2 separate regions of the Mus musculus genome follow, and region 2 is linked to region 1. A link is a loop called in an ENCODE intact Hi-C map of the cell type or tissue named here. Cell type or tissue: gastrocnemius. All regions are shown on one strand. Links, peaks and the distances in the headings refer to the core of each region. The heading gives the core; the rest is flanking DNA.

Region 1 (7,824 bases), core at 1,836-5,835:
CTGCCTTGGCCACAGTAGGGCTGACATTCCAGGCATGGGACAAAATGTCCAGCCTGTGCTTACTGTAAAAACACTGACTGAAGAAGAAGTCAGGGATTTAGTAAGATTGACAGGGGCAACTCAGGCATGTGGTGCATTCTCGGCTTCAGGGTGTACATGCCATGTGGGATCCATGCCCACCACTCACCTGGCGGGAAGTGGGTGGTGGCCACCAGCGTGTAGAAGTTTCTAAGGAGGCGCCTGCGCTGCTCAGGGGAAGGCTCTAAAGAAGAGGGAGCACCTTGACTAGGTGGCCTCTGGCTCACGGCCCTCCCACTCACTGCGTTCCCACGCACCTTTATCCTTGGAGGGCTCCACAGTAAAGAGGCAGCGTCGCAGTTCCAAGTGGAGTAACAACAGACTGGGGGAAAGCACTATCAGGCTGTGGGGAACTGGCAGAGCAAATGGCCTTCCCGGCCCTGGGCCCAACCATCGAGCCTTACCCAAGAATATCGCTGTGTAGTGGGAACCCTTCGGGTAGCGCCCTAGGGCCCAGTGGCAGGCAGGCCCGGAGGGGCTCCAGTAGAGGCTGCCACCAGCGTTCCATTAACTACGGGGGTGAGATGGGGAGCGAGGTCAGGGCTGGTTGGCCAGGGCCTGCATGCAGCAGGTGGCGCTGTTGGAGGGGATGCACAGGGGCAGCACTGCAACAGTCCGCCTCACCTGTGGGTCCAGCTGGCCAAGGGGCGGGCGCGGCCCGCACAGCAGACACAGCTCCAGGCCACGCAGCAGCGTCAAGGTCAACAACCTGTGTGGGACCTGTAGCCGGGCACAAGATAGGGCTAAGCATGGCCCCGCCCTGCTGGAAGCCCCGCCCTGGTCCCGCCCACTCACCGTGGGGCTCCCGTGGGGCAGATACACCGGGTAGTCTCGAGCAGCTTGTGGTGGCAAGGACCCCACCAGCCAGGGGAGTAGTACAGCTTCAGGCATGCCTAGGCGCCACCAGCCCTCTGTCGCTGCCACCACTCGGCCTGATACAAGCAGGCTGACAAAGGCTGTGCCAGTGGCCTCTGCAAACCCTGAAAGGGTTTCCTGGTGAAAAGGTCAGACTAGATGTCATAGGGCAAGGAGGGACCTTCCCGGCTAGTCAGGGAGGGGAAGAGCAGCCATGAGACCAGAGACACCCTAGCACGCAAGGCTGCCAAGCTCCTGTCTCACACCCTCTCTGTGAACGAGAATACTTTAACCTTCCTGATCAGTCAGCACTCTCAATTCTCCATACACTTATTTTATCTGTTTGTTTGTTTGCTTCTTAAAATTTATTTCTCCTTCAGTTATGGGGCTGCTCCTGCCAAGTCATACTGAATTTTTGAGTCATGTGTTCACTGAGCTGCCTAGGCCGGCCTTAAACTTTGCATACTCTCCCCAGCCTCCAGAGTAGCTGGGGTGACAGGCCTGCACCAGGAGGTCCTGGGATGCCAATAGTTTTAACAACAGCATCTAAACTTGCTGAGAAGGCACAGTCCTGACCTACGGAAGCTCTGAGGTCAGGACATGCTGCCAGGAGAGGCATAACTTTAGCAAAGGAAGATTGGGCAGGCATGGTGGAGCACGCCTTTAATCCCAGCACTCAGAGGCAAAGGCTGGTGGGTGTTTGTGAGTTGTAAGTTGGAGGTCGGCCGGACTGGCCTACAGAGAGAGTCCCAAGACAGCCTGGGAGCCCTGTCTTAGAATGGGGTGAGGCGGATTTGCCTAGACAGGGTTCCCTGCAAGGCAGGAAGGCAGGGTGCTTGTGAGGCCGAAGCTGCAGGACAGGAGGCAAGCAGTCAGTGTACCCTGGTGAGAAGGTTCCAGGTAAAACTTGATTCCAGGATGATAAGAGGGAGTTAGGACAATGTCCAGAGAAAGAAAACAAAGGAAGGCTGAGCAGAACCGTGGGGACACAGTTATTTCTATAGCTGCCCCAATACCTGCATGGCAGACCCCTCTGGAGGAATGACACAGTCCACACACTGGGTCAGGTCTCCGATGAGTTCTGAGTTCCCCAGGAAGCTGTCGATGAGACAGTAGCTGGCCTGGTAGAGGAAAAGAGGCATCTAGGACCCACGTAGGCCAGATCAGCCCAGAAAAACCTGAGGCCAGCTCCAGGATTAAACAAGCTCTTCAAGAACCCATGGGCTTTCCCTATGCATAGTGGGAATTGTAGTTCCAGACAAATGGGCACGACTTAGGGATCCTAACGTCACTCACATCCCACAGCCTCACCCTCAATTCTTTCTTCAGTCTTTCTACATTCCGGATATTGGTCAGCTCCTCAAGTCCCACAATGAGAACCTAGAAGAATCACATAGGACAGCGGGGTCCTTAATAGGATCTAGTCAGAGAGGACAGTATTTGAATGGGTGTTGAGAGGAAGGCCAGGTCTGGATCCCTGTGTATGAAGGTGGAGGTCGGGCTCCTGGACTCCTAGGTATGAGGGAAGAGGGCTGAGGTCTGGATGTCTGGGTGTGAGAAAAAAATGCAGGTCTGGACTAAGGAGAAGAGGCTGGGGGTGCAGCTCTCTTGAGTTTTGGAGAAAAAAGGGCCCAGTCTCACCATGGCCCCAAACACCATGTGGAGCATTCTTTCCAGCCTCAGCTCAGAGGTGCCCTCCTCAGATGACAGAACAATGAGAGTGATACTGTGGGGAGGAAAGAAGAGAAGCAAGAATGAAGTAGAGGTCAGGCCTGGGAAACGGAGCCAAGCGCTTCAGCGTCTCTGGGCTATTCCTATGCTGCTGGCTACATTCTGCTGGGAACGCAGGGATCAGAGAGGGTGAGTAGCTTATCAAAGATTCCCACAGCCAAGTCACCACTGGCAGGACTCTGGGGTCACCTAAGCCAGGAACCACTGCCCAGATCTTGTTCCCTTGCTCCCGCCAAGGGACCTGTCATGGAAGTTCTTCCACACTACGGTTGTGTCTTCCGTTCTTGCAGAGTTCAGTTGCACATCCAGATTCTGGCCGAACATGTGGACTCCATTGAGAGAGCCGATGACAGAGAAAGGAAGCTGAAGAGTGGGGAAGCATTGAGACCTCACTGTCCCACTTTGCCGTCTCCCCACATCCCCCCAAAGTTCTTCAGGAAACCAGGCTTATTAGTCCCCTAAAGGCTCCGAGCCTCTACTCCCTGCACGGTATGCCATCCCAGCTTCCCAAACCCCTTATTTAGACGAAGGAGTCGAATGCCCCCACCTGTTGACGGGAGGGGGCGCCGCCGCTGCTACTCCGACAAAACAGGGGAACCCCGCTAGAGGCTGCGAGGCACAGCAGATGCACCGGGCTTCCCGGCCCCTCATCCCCCATCTGGAAGCCCGCACCCGACAAGTCACCCCCCTGGAGACTCTCGGTGTGGATCTAGGAGCATGCGGGTAGTGAAAGCAAGTCGGCCTGCCGTTTGGAGCCGCCAGAGGGCGAGAAGCCGGATGGCTAAATTCCTGCCTTCATCAACTCAGCCCCTCCAACAGGATTCTTTTTCCGCCCCGGCCGGAAGTCATCATGACCCTAACAAAGATGGCGACAAGTATTGCTTGCCAAGCGTTCAAGTTGTTCCTGGACAGCTTCACATCTTTTGTATAACGAGAATGAAGAATCTAGTTTGAAGATGGTGATGGTGCTAAGGTGTTGCCTACAAACCTTCATGTGTGCTGTAATTACGTGCTAATTTTTTTTTTTTAAACAACTGGTTGAGGATGGGGACAGTGCTAAGGCACTGCCTGGCAACTGCAGCGTGGCCTTTCATTCCATAGTGGGAAATACCCTGCCCCAGTCAAAGATGGCCGTATGCTCAGGCGTTGCCTAGCAACTACCATTCACAATAATTTCTGTTTCAAAACTCCGAACCGCTGTGCCACCGTCTCCCTCTCATTTTTTCAGAATGGTTTGATCCAGGCAGTGTTGCCTAGTAACCACCAAATGAGATGGTTGTTTTTGTTATTAGTGAAAGGCAGAAGAGAACCTTTTCCAAAATCATGAAAACCACGTAATTTCTGTAACGAATTAATGCCAATGATGGTGTATCGTGTCGAAAGGTAAAACACGGAAAACTTTGTTCCATGCAACAATAGAAGTTAGCACCGAGGTAGCAAGACAGATTTTCACAGATATGATCACTGTACTATCACTTCCAAAGCTTTCTTCCAAAGGATGGCTAGGAGCCAGGGAGATGGCTCAGCACATCCCAGGGCTTGCCATGAAGACCTGAGAAGCTTGTAACCCCTGGAATCTTCATGGTAGAATAGAGAGCTCACTCCACAAAGCTGGCCTCTGTACACATGCCATGGCACACGCACTGTAAGAATCAAAATTTATTTTCTAGTTTAAAATAGTATGGCTATTAAAATAGTATGGCTACAGCTTCGTGTCTTTATTTTCTACTTTCTGGGTGAGTTGCAGCCTTTAGGCCTGGTTGGCCTGGAACTCAGGGTAGCTGTTTGGCCTGGAATGGCGAATGCCAGCCACTCTCTTTTTCTTTGCTTTCCTTTCTTTCTCTTTTGCTTGTTGTTGTTTAGTGTATTTTTGAGGTGTGGTCTCATGTAGCCCATGCAGACCTGGGACTTGCCATGTGTCCTTGAAATTCCGATTCCTTTTTCAACATCTCAGTCTCCTTTCTTTCTTCCTTTCTTTTTTCTTTCTTTCTTCCTTTCTTTTTTTTTTCTAGATTTATTTATTTATTTTATATATACGAGTACACTGTAGCTGTACAGATGGTTGTGAGCCATCATGTGGTTGCTGGGATTTGAACTCAGGACCTTTGGGAGACCAGTCAATGCTCTTAACAGCTGAGTCATCTCTCCAGTCCAGTCCAGCCCCCATCTCAGCCCTTCTAATGTCTTTTTATACTCTGTTTGTTTGTTTGTTTGTTTGGTTTTTGAGACAGGGTTTCTCTGTGTAGCCCTGTCTGTCCTGGAACTCACTCTGTAGACCAGGCTGGCCTCAAACTCAGAAATCCACCTGCCTCTGCCTCAAAGGCGTGCACCACCACTGCCCGGCTATACTCAATTTTGATAAGTGCAAGGAATTGAACAATTTTTTCCACCGACAAATATTAGATTTCTCCTTCTGTATTTTAAATGATACAATAAAACAAAATAATTTTTTGAGACAAAATCGTGCTGTGTAGCCCAGGCTGGCCTTGGTCCTTATGCTCAGTTCTCCCATGTTGCATTGCTACACCCTGCTGAGTTAGCAGTTTTAGCTGCTTGATTACTGTATGTCTGAGAGCAATTGCTTTGTTTATTAAATTAAATAATTTAAAATAATTTATTTATTTATATTTCATGTGCATTGATGTCTTGCTTTAATGGGTGTCTATATGAGGGTGTTGGATACCCTGGAACTGGAGTTGAACTGCCTTGTGGTTGCTAGGACTTGAATAGCAGTCCGCTGAAAGAACAGCCAGTTCTCTTAGCTGCTATCTCTCTAGATCCTATGAAACAATATTTTAAAGTAACTTTTTTGGATGTTGTTTTTATTCTGGATTTTATTTCCTGTAGTTCCTACAGAATAATTAACAAATGTACTCTGTATATGGAAAAAACAGATTCGTAGAATAATTTTAAAATGTGTGCATGGTTGCACAGTCCCTTAAGGCCAGCCTGGCCTACTCTGATATCTCCTGCCAAATCCACAAATAAACAGATAGATAGACAGATAAATGAAACCTTAAAAATTCTATGCATGCTTTTAGTTCCAGCACTTGGCCGACAGAGACAAGAACATTTTTTGAGTTCACAGCCAACCTGTTTTACAGTGAGCTTCAGGACAGCTAGGGTTACACAGAAAAACTTTGTCTGAAAACAAAACAAAACAAAATTCAACGTGGAAAATTGTAGTTTTGGGGTTAGCATTGGGGTTAAAAAAGCTTGTTCACGCCAATGGTTGGGTGGCGTGTGCCATTAATCCCAGCACTCCAGAGGTAGGGGCAGGCAGATCTCTGAGTTCTGGGAGGCTCCACAAATTTACAGAGCAAGTTCCAGGACAGCCAAGGCTAACACAGAGAAAGCCTGCCTTGGGAGTGGAGGGTGGGGAAGAGATACCAAAAACCAAGGTCTGGGGCAATGTCTCAGTTGCTAACCTGCTTGCAAATGCAAGCAAGTGAGCCAAGTTTGGATGCCTGCCACCTACGTTTTGAAAAATCGCTTGTCTTTTTTTCTTTCTTTTTCTTTTTTTCTTATTTTGTTTTTCGAGACAGGGTTTCTCTGTGCAGCCCTGTCTGTCCTGGAACTCACTCTGTAGACTGATACTGCAACTCAGTCCCACTTGCATCTGCTCTGCACTGGAATTTAAGGCGTGCGCCATCGCGGCTTTGTATCTTTCTACATTAGTACGCTTTATTTAGTAAATTTCTGTCCACACATAAGTTTCCAGGTCATTTTATATTCACTTCGGCTTATGCTGTTAGCTACAATGCTGAGACTCAGTTTTCTCGACTATACCAGACATTACTATTGCACTGTTTATATATATATAGTATTATTATTTTCTTCTTTCTTTTTTTTCTTTTCTTTTTTTCTTTTCTTTCTTTCTCTTTTCTTTTTTTCTTTTTTAATAAGGAATGTATTTTCTTTGATTCTGTTTCTGGCTTCTTTCCCAGAAAACAGAGATTAGGTGTTGCCTAGCAACCTCCACTTAAATTGGAATTCCCTTCTTTCCCAGCAAAAACAACTGCTTCGCTTCCAAGTCCCGGGCAACTTTACAGTGTTGCCTAGCAACGTCGTTTCCAATGATGTGATTGGACCGCTCTCTTTCATCGGTTCCCGGTCAGAAAGAACAGAATTTATTAACTTAATCTCTGTGTGAGACCACAACGGATGGGTACGCGTTGCCTAGCAACCGGATTCCCGACCCTCCCTTTAGCCCGGAGTCGGAAACTAGATTTCGACTCCAAGATGGTGACCGGATGTGCCGTTTTTCGATTTATTTCGTGCTTGATGTTGTGCGCAAAAGTTTGCTCGATTTCAAGAGGCCCTTAAAGGGGCTCGTTGTGCCCATTCTGAGAGTTTCGTGTTGTTGGTATGCCCCAGGGTAGAGATAAAACCACGGCTCGCAAAATGCCCCGCACAAACATGGCCGTATCAGCATCAGCAGAAGCTGCCAGACGTCCGGCGGGGCTGCGCACACCGCGCAAGCGCACTTCTGTTCGTCCCGGGACGGCGACGGCGTCAGCGGCGCTGGCGTCGGCGGCGCGGGGCATGGTCCCCGGATCCGAAGGCCCGGCGCGGGCCGGGGGCCTGGTCGCCGATGTGGTGTTTGTGATCGAGGGGACAGCAAACCTGGGGCCGTACTTCGAGGAGCTCCGCAAGCACTACCTGCTGCCTGCCATAGAGTGAGTGAGCGAGACCTCTCGTCGCCTCCCGCCGCCCTAGCTAACCTAAAGCTCGTGCCGACCCCGCCTTTCCTCCGTCTTTGCAGGTACTTCAACGGGGGACCCCCTGCAGAGACGGACTTTGGGGGAGACGTGAGTGCGCGGCCGAGTCACGGGATGGAAGCCGGTAGACCCCTGTGTCTGAGGGAGGAAAGATGGGGTCCTTAGTCTTGGGTTTGAGAGAAGAAGGGCTCACAGCTTATTTCTAAAATGATCTGAAGTTGGGATGGCCTGTTCCTTGCCAAAGATCTCAGTTGTAAAGTTGTTCTGTCCTTTCTTCCCAGTATGGTGGAACCCAGTACAGCCTTGTGGTGTTCAACACCGTGGACTGCGCTCCAGAGTCCTATGTACAATGTCACGCACCTACCAGCAGTGCCTATGAGTTTGTCACCTGGCTCGATGGCATCAAGTGAGCTTTGCCTCCATTTGGGGCAGGATGGGT
Region 2 (5,804 bases), core at 726-4,725, 120 kb before region 1:
GAGAGAGCATCCTCAGAGCTGGGAATTATTGCTATACAGGGTAGGAAAGTCTTGAATGTTAGCTTAGAGAAGCTTGGATATGGTAGGGGGGCCATCAGTAAGGTATGCCTGAGGGAATCAGGAAGAAGCTGAAGGTTTGGAGAGCTGGAGCTGGGGGGGGTTGTGGAGGCCAAGGTATAGTTTCAGAGTAGGACTGAGACCAGGGCTGAGGCCAAAAGGCGAAACCTGGTCGAAGGGCTACTGATAGAATTATTGCTAATGTGTATCCAGCCATTTATATGTGGAAACCAGTGTGAGAGATACTACTATTTTGCCATTTTCAGATAAGCGCTAGTGTGGTTTAGGGAGCCTAGGGCTTTTAGGAATTCCAAGATTAGGTGTTTTCAGAGTAGCAGGTTTGACAGCTGTGGGGAGGTTTACAGCTGTGATGTTCATGTTTTCTGAAGCCTCAATCAAGACATCCACCAGTCTGAAGGATGCTCTTTCAACTACCTGACTGGGCACTCAAAGCTCAGAATTCCCGTGACATCACCGAGGCTTTGGCCATGCTTCCACAGGACAGGCAGCTGGGTGATAGGCAAGTGTCCCAATGGGGCTGGGAGGACAGCATGCCTTTCTGAAACTTGGCATTTTTGTTTTAAAAGCGGTGTGGTGGTTATGTAGATCATACTATCATAGTTGTATCTCGTGGCTGTAAATAAAGCTCTTGGGCTCCTCATCATGGAGGATAATGAATGCTGTGTGAACCTACGGTACCTGTTACAGAGTACCCCTGAGCATGTCGGCACATTCCCCGCTGTGGGGAAGGTGGCTTTCTGAGACTGAAGCACGACGCTCTTAAAATCATGACACCCGAAGTCAGGGTTGAGTTTGCATCTATTTGACTGGGTTGGGTAATTAATTGGAGGTTTGCCTAGGAGCATTGGGAAGCTGTGGGCAGTGGAGGGCCAGGTGTTGGAGCAGGTGGCTGAGCGGTCCTCCCATTGATGGGGAGGCAGCCGAAATCCAGAAGAAGGATAAGAATGGCTCTAGTCCCTGCAGGTCAGCGTGGGACCACGGACAAGGTCATCAGGAATGAGGCGGAAGAGAGGGACACTAAAGCAGGATGCACTGGGGGCCCTTGAGGTCTTCCTTCACCTCTGACCTGCCTCCCTCAGCCTTCACTTCAAACTGTTGCCTCAACCCCAGGTGACCATGGAGGAGGAAGATGAGTCTCGAGGTAAAACAGAGGAGTCGGGAGAGGATCGGGGAGACGGTCCACCTGACAGAGATCCTGCCCTTTCTCCTTCTGCCTTTATTTTGGTAAGAAAGCTGGGTGCAGTGAGGCCTGGAGGCCTAGGTTCTCATGCTCTGAAGTATGGGCTGGGGGTTCAGGCCCTGAACCAGGCCTTCAGGAAGAATTGGGGTTCTTTGTGGACTCTGGCTGCCGGGTGCCTGGAATGTGCTTTCCAAACAGCAGAAGTTAGAGAGGTCTTGGCCCTGATTTTTGTTTTTTCCCCTTTTGCAGCGGGCCATTCAGCAGGCTGTGGGAAGCTCCCTTCAGGGAGACCTGCCTAATGATAAAGGTATGAGGCCCACTCGTCCTCTTAGGCTTCTGCCTTCCTCTGGGCTCTTATCTTTCTTCTTTCTGAGGTGTCCTGGGTGCTTCTCTTGTGCTAGCGTCATCAGTGTCCAGGGTACTGGGTTTGTCTAGAGGAAGGCCTAGTTGGCAGGGAACCCAGTGTGGCTTTTGGGCTGACTAGAGGTGATCAGGGTAGTAGGTCACTTGGGAGGCAGGAGACATTTAGCCAGGACTGGGCAGGGTTCACAGGCCAAGCAGAGACATGCCCTTTGGTGAGCCCATCCCAGATTGAGTTGGGGGAGCCCAGGGTGCTGCAGAAACTGGGAGGTGGCAGGTGCTCCCTCAGCAAACGCTACGTCTTGACCTGCTTCCTGTGCTTTGCAAAGCCCAACATGGAATCCCAGCTTACTTCAATGTCTATCCAGATGGCGCTCGGTGTCGTGGCCTACGATGGAGGCGCTGCTGCCGGAGTCCTCGGTCAGAGCCTCGTTCACAGGAGTCAGGGGCTGCTGACACGGCCACTGTGAGTAAGAGTGTCCACCAGCCTTCACCCTGGGGCCTGCAAGACAGAGGAACTGGGGATCTAAACTGCTGGGTCTGGTGTGACTCTGGTGGGCAGTGACAGGAGTCTGGGGACCAGATCCCTGACTAAGCTGGCTCCTAGAGACCAGTGAGATAAGGTTGGTTGGATTCCAGAAGGTTCTTGTGGCAGATTGGTGGGTCCTGAGAGGCTGGAACTAGGAAGGTGGTTGGGCTGAGTACTCACAGAACAGAGTCCAACTTGGCCCCTTCCAGGTATTGGACACAGCTGCAGATAGCTTCCTTGTGGAGCTGGTGAGCATCCTGGATCCCCCGGACACCTGGGTTCCCAGCCGCCTGGACCTTCAGCCTGGCGAGTAAGAACCTGGACAGCTGAAGGTGGGGTGACCCTATCCTGAGAGCTATGGCACTGCTAGGGCTCACCATTTCCTCTGCCTTGCAGAAGTGAGGACATGCTAGAGCTGGTGGCTGAGGTCCGCATCGGTGACAGGGACCCCATGCCTCTACCTGTGCCCAGCCTGTTTCCCCGCCTCAGGGCCTGGAGGACAGGAAAGACAGGTATGTTGGCCTGCACTGTGTTGGGTGGGTGGTCTTGAAATTGTGTGAAAGTCAACTGTATTTAGGTATTAATGTATGATGCTGGGTACTGGACTTTGGGGACCTCACATATGTTCAGCAGGCATTCTGCCACCAAGCTAAGCTGCTAGCATCACTTACGCTGTTTGTAGTGAAGGTAGGAAGGATGCTTATATTAGTTACAAATTAGTTCATACACTCGTAGAGCAAAAGGGAGGGGGCACATAGGAGCATCGAGCATGCTGGCCAGCAGCTGTCAGAGTGGACTTGCGTGTCTTTGAGTTGGGGAGTCATCTCTTAGGAGGCGGCTCCTCGCTAGCTCCATTGGTGAGCCTGGTGCCCAGCTTGAGTCTGAGTGGAAAGGCAGGCGTTTGGTTCTGGGCACATGAGCTGGCCATCTAGCTGAAGCTCCCAGGACACCCAGCGTCAGCTCTGACTCGACGCCCCAACACGTTAACCTCCCTCTCTGCATGTCTTTAGAAGTGGAGTGGAGGGAAGGGCTTGTGTACAGTTAGTCTTTGGCAGCCATCAGTCCCAGTGCCTGGAAGAACATGGCTTGTGACTCCACTGAGGCAGGCCACAGTCACATTGTCCCTTCTCAGTTGTGAGTTGGGCTCAGAGGACATGGTACCCAACTTCCATGACCTACCTTGAGGCTGACTGGAGGAACTATGAGTGTATCCTTGACTGTGCATCTCAGATAACTGGTAGGCTGAAGAGGAACTGTGGATCCTCTCCCTAAGTTCAAGACTAATGTGGGCCGGGCGGTGGTGGCGCACGCCTTTAATCCCAGCACTTGGGAGGCAGAGGCAGGCGGATTTCTGAGTTCGAGGCCAGCCTGGTCTACAGAGTGAGTTCCATGACAGCCAGGGCTACACAGAGAAACCCTGTCTCGGAAAAAAAAAAAAAAAAAAAAAAAAAAAAAGACTAATGTGGGCAACACCAGGAGAGCCTGACTCCAAAAACCAACCCACAAGGTAGCAGAGGATAAATGTTCCAATAGAACCTGTGCACACAGACAAATGGCCAGTCATTCTCATGGGACTCTGAAATTACGGTGTGGTTTTGTTGGTGACTTTTTTTTTTTTTTTTTTTTTTTGAGGCAGGGTCTTGTCCTGTTGCCTAGACTGGCCTGGAACTTGGGACAGTCCTGCGTTGCCCTTCCTTGTGCTGAGATTACAGACTTGACCACCACCCTTTGTGGTGATATTTTAAAGACAAGCTTGGGAACAGAGAGTGGCATTGCTTAGGCTGTCGCTGTGCCTCCCTGACACTTAGCACTGTGGTTTTGTCTTGCTCAGGGTTTTTCTTAGTTTCTAAACTGAACTGACAAGGCCGTTGTGTGATTGGGGTTTTTTGTTGTTATTGTTTGTTTTTAAATTACATTTGTGGCTGGACAAATAGGTCAGCTTTCAGGAGTTTGTTTTCCTCTGCCAAGTGGGTCCCAGGGATCTAAGTCGGGTCTTTAGATTTGGTGACAGCTGCCTTTATTCACTGTGACATCTTGTTGCTGGCCCTTTCCTCCTATCTCTCTATGTGTGTGTGTGTCTGGCATTGAACGTGGGGCCTCACACCTAGAGCCACTGAGCTACATCCTTAGTCCGTTTTGTTTTTGAGAGATGGATCTTGCTTTGTAGCTCACTCTAGCCTTAAAACTCCTGGTCTTCCTCCCATGTATGCTGGAATGCCCACCTCAGCATTTCTGTTTGTTTGTCTTTTTCAAGACAGTGTTTCTCTTTGTAGCCCTGGCTGTCATGGAACTCATTGTAGACAAGACTGGCCTTGTACTTACAGAGATCTGCCTGCCTCTGCCTCTTTGGTTCGAGATTAAAGGCGTGCGCCACCACACTCGGCTTGCTTGTTTGTTTTTTAGTTTTTGTTTGTTTTGTTTTGGAAGATATTAAGAGCACAGGAAAAGGAACACGGTGATCGCTCATGACCTTCCTCTGTACCAGAGTCACATGTCACCCTGTGCTTCCAGACTCTAGTGTGTCCTGGGTTGAAATAAGAAAGGAGCAGGAGTGGGGAGTTGGTCATGGGTGCCCTCTGGGCTCTGGGTGTGAACCCTGTCCTCAGGACCAGTGAGCTCCCTGAAGGGTGTGAACCCTGGGTGTGAACCCTGTCCTCAGGATGAGTGAGCTCCCTGAAGGGTGTGAACCCTGGGTGTGAACCCTGTCTTCAGGATGAGTGAGCTCCCTGAAGGGTGTGAACCCTGGGTGTGAACCCTGTCCTCAGGACGAGTGAGCTCCCTGAAGGGTGTGAACCCTGGGTGTGAACCCTGTCCTCAGGACGAGTGAGCTCCCTGAAGGCAGGGCTTGCTGTTCTGATACCACTGCAGCTGAGCCTGACATAAAACAGGTAAACATGAATTTAGGAAATGAGCAGACAGTGATTTTATAGAAGGAATCTGAAGTCAGCAGGTTGAGCCAGGAACCTATGCTCACATGAGTAGAGTGCTATGCCCTGGGTCGGTCTATGAGGCACTGGCACTGTCCTCAATGGGCCATTTTGGGTGGGGGGCTTAGTTTCTGTGCTCAGATAGTCATTTGAGTCTAGGCCCAGTCATCACTGTGGTGTTATGAGCACAGGTGCAGTGGATGTTGGGTGGTAAACTAAGGAGACATGCAGAGCCTGGCCTGTGAGAAGGGGAAGGTACTTCGTCGTGATGTCCCTATGGGTTAGTGGCTCTTGCTTCTAAGACCTCAGGTGCAGGTTGATGGCAAAAGAAATTCTAAGGATTGTCTTGTTCTGCCAAGCCTCCAGCTCTGTCATTTCACGATCTAAGCTGATTCCTCTCCACAGAGCAGGAGGCAGCTGGCTCTTGTGTCCTGTGGGGACAGCACTGTATTAGTTAAGGCACTTTGTTGGCCGTAGATGAGCCAGTGGTCTGTGAGATTAAGTCAGTGCTCCGCCTGGGCTCAGGGGTGGACATCCGGGCCATTTTCTGCTGTTGTAGGTGTCCTCATACACTTGGCCAGTGTTCTGCAGCTGAGCCACACCCCCAGTCCCCAACTTCACCACCCCAGTGTGCTCTCCTGCCCTTGAGGCAGCGCTGGTCTGTGTGCAGGCCTCTGCCCTGGGAGAGGAGTGATCCGTCACTGACTATTACTCCATCTACTCTGTTCTC

What was found. Peaks named below come from ENCODE experiments on the same cell type or tissue, not always from the same donor. Only the 100,000 strongest peaks of a DNase experiment are listed, where the experiment ranks them.
Region 2: a loop joins it to region 1, with 2.2 times the contacts of the local background. A loop is called at or near these places in 1 of 42 quality-filtered maps.

The regions. Positions count from the first base shown.
Region 1 is chr7:44,891,750-44,899,573 of GRCm38, reverse strand. Fuz (fuzzy planar cell polarity protein) reads right to left here and starts at 3,495. Exons shown (of 11, transcript NM_027376.3): 1 at 3,212-3,495; 2 at 2,906-3,027; 3 at 2,575-2,659; 4 at 2,245-2,313; 5 at 1,950-2,054; 6 at 874-1,071; 7 at 703-798; 8 at 483-589; 9 at 336-400; 10 at 188-262. The coding sequence starts at 3,322. Med25 (mediator complex subunit 25) reads left to right here and starts at 7,150. Exons shown (of 18, transcript NM_001331207.1): 1 at 7,150-7,343; 2 at 7,430-7,475; 3 at 7,667-7,791. The coding sequence starts at 7,210. In gastrocnemius, for the core only: CTCF peaks have their summits at 3,201 (motif pointing right) and 3,402 (motif pointing right); DNase peaks (open chromatin) are centred at 3,450, 3,795 and 4,165; H3K4me3 peaks cover 2,316 bases; H3K27ac peaks cover 3,336 bases.
Region 2 is chr7:45,008,978-45,014,781 of GRCm38, reverse strand. It overlaps Scaf1 (SR-related CTD-associated factor 1), which reads left to right. Exons shown (of 11, transcript NM_001008422.1): 2 at 1,189-1,302; 3 at 1,508-1,565; 4 at 1,987-2,084; 5 at 2,357-2,457; 6 at 2,544-2,659. The coding sequence starts at 1,195. Mir7054 (microRNA 7054) reads left to right here and starts at 2,295; the gene lies at 2,295-2,356. In gastrocnemius, for the core only: no CTCF peak of the experiment used is centred there; no DNase peak of the experiment used is centred there.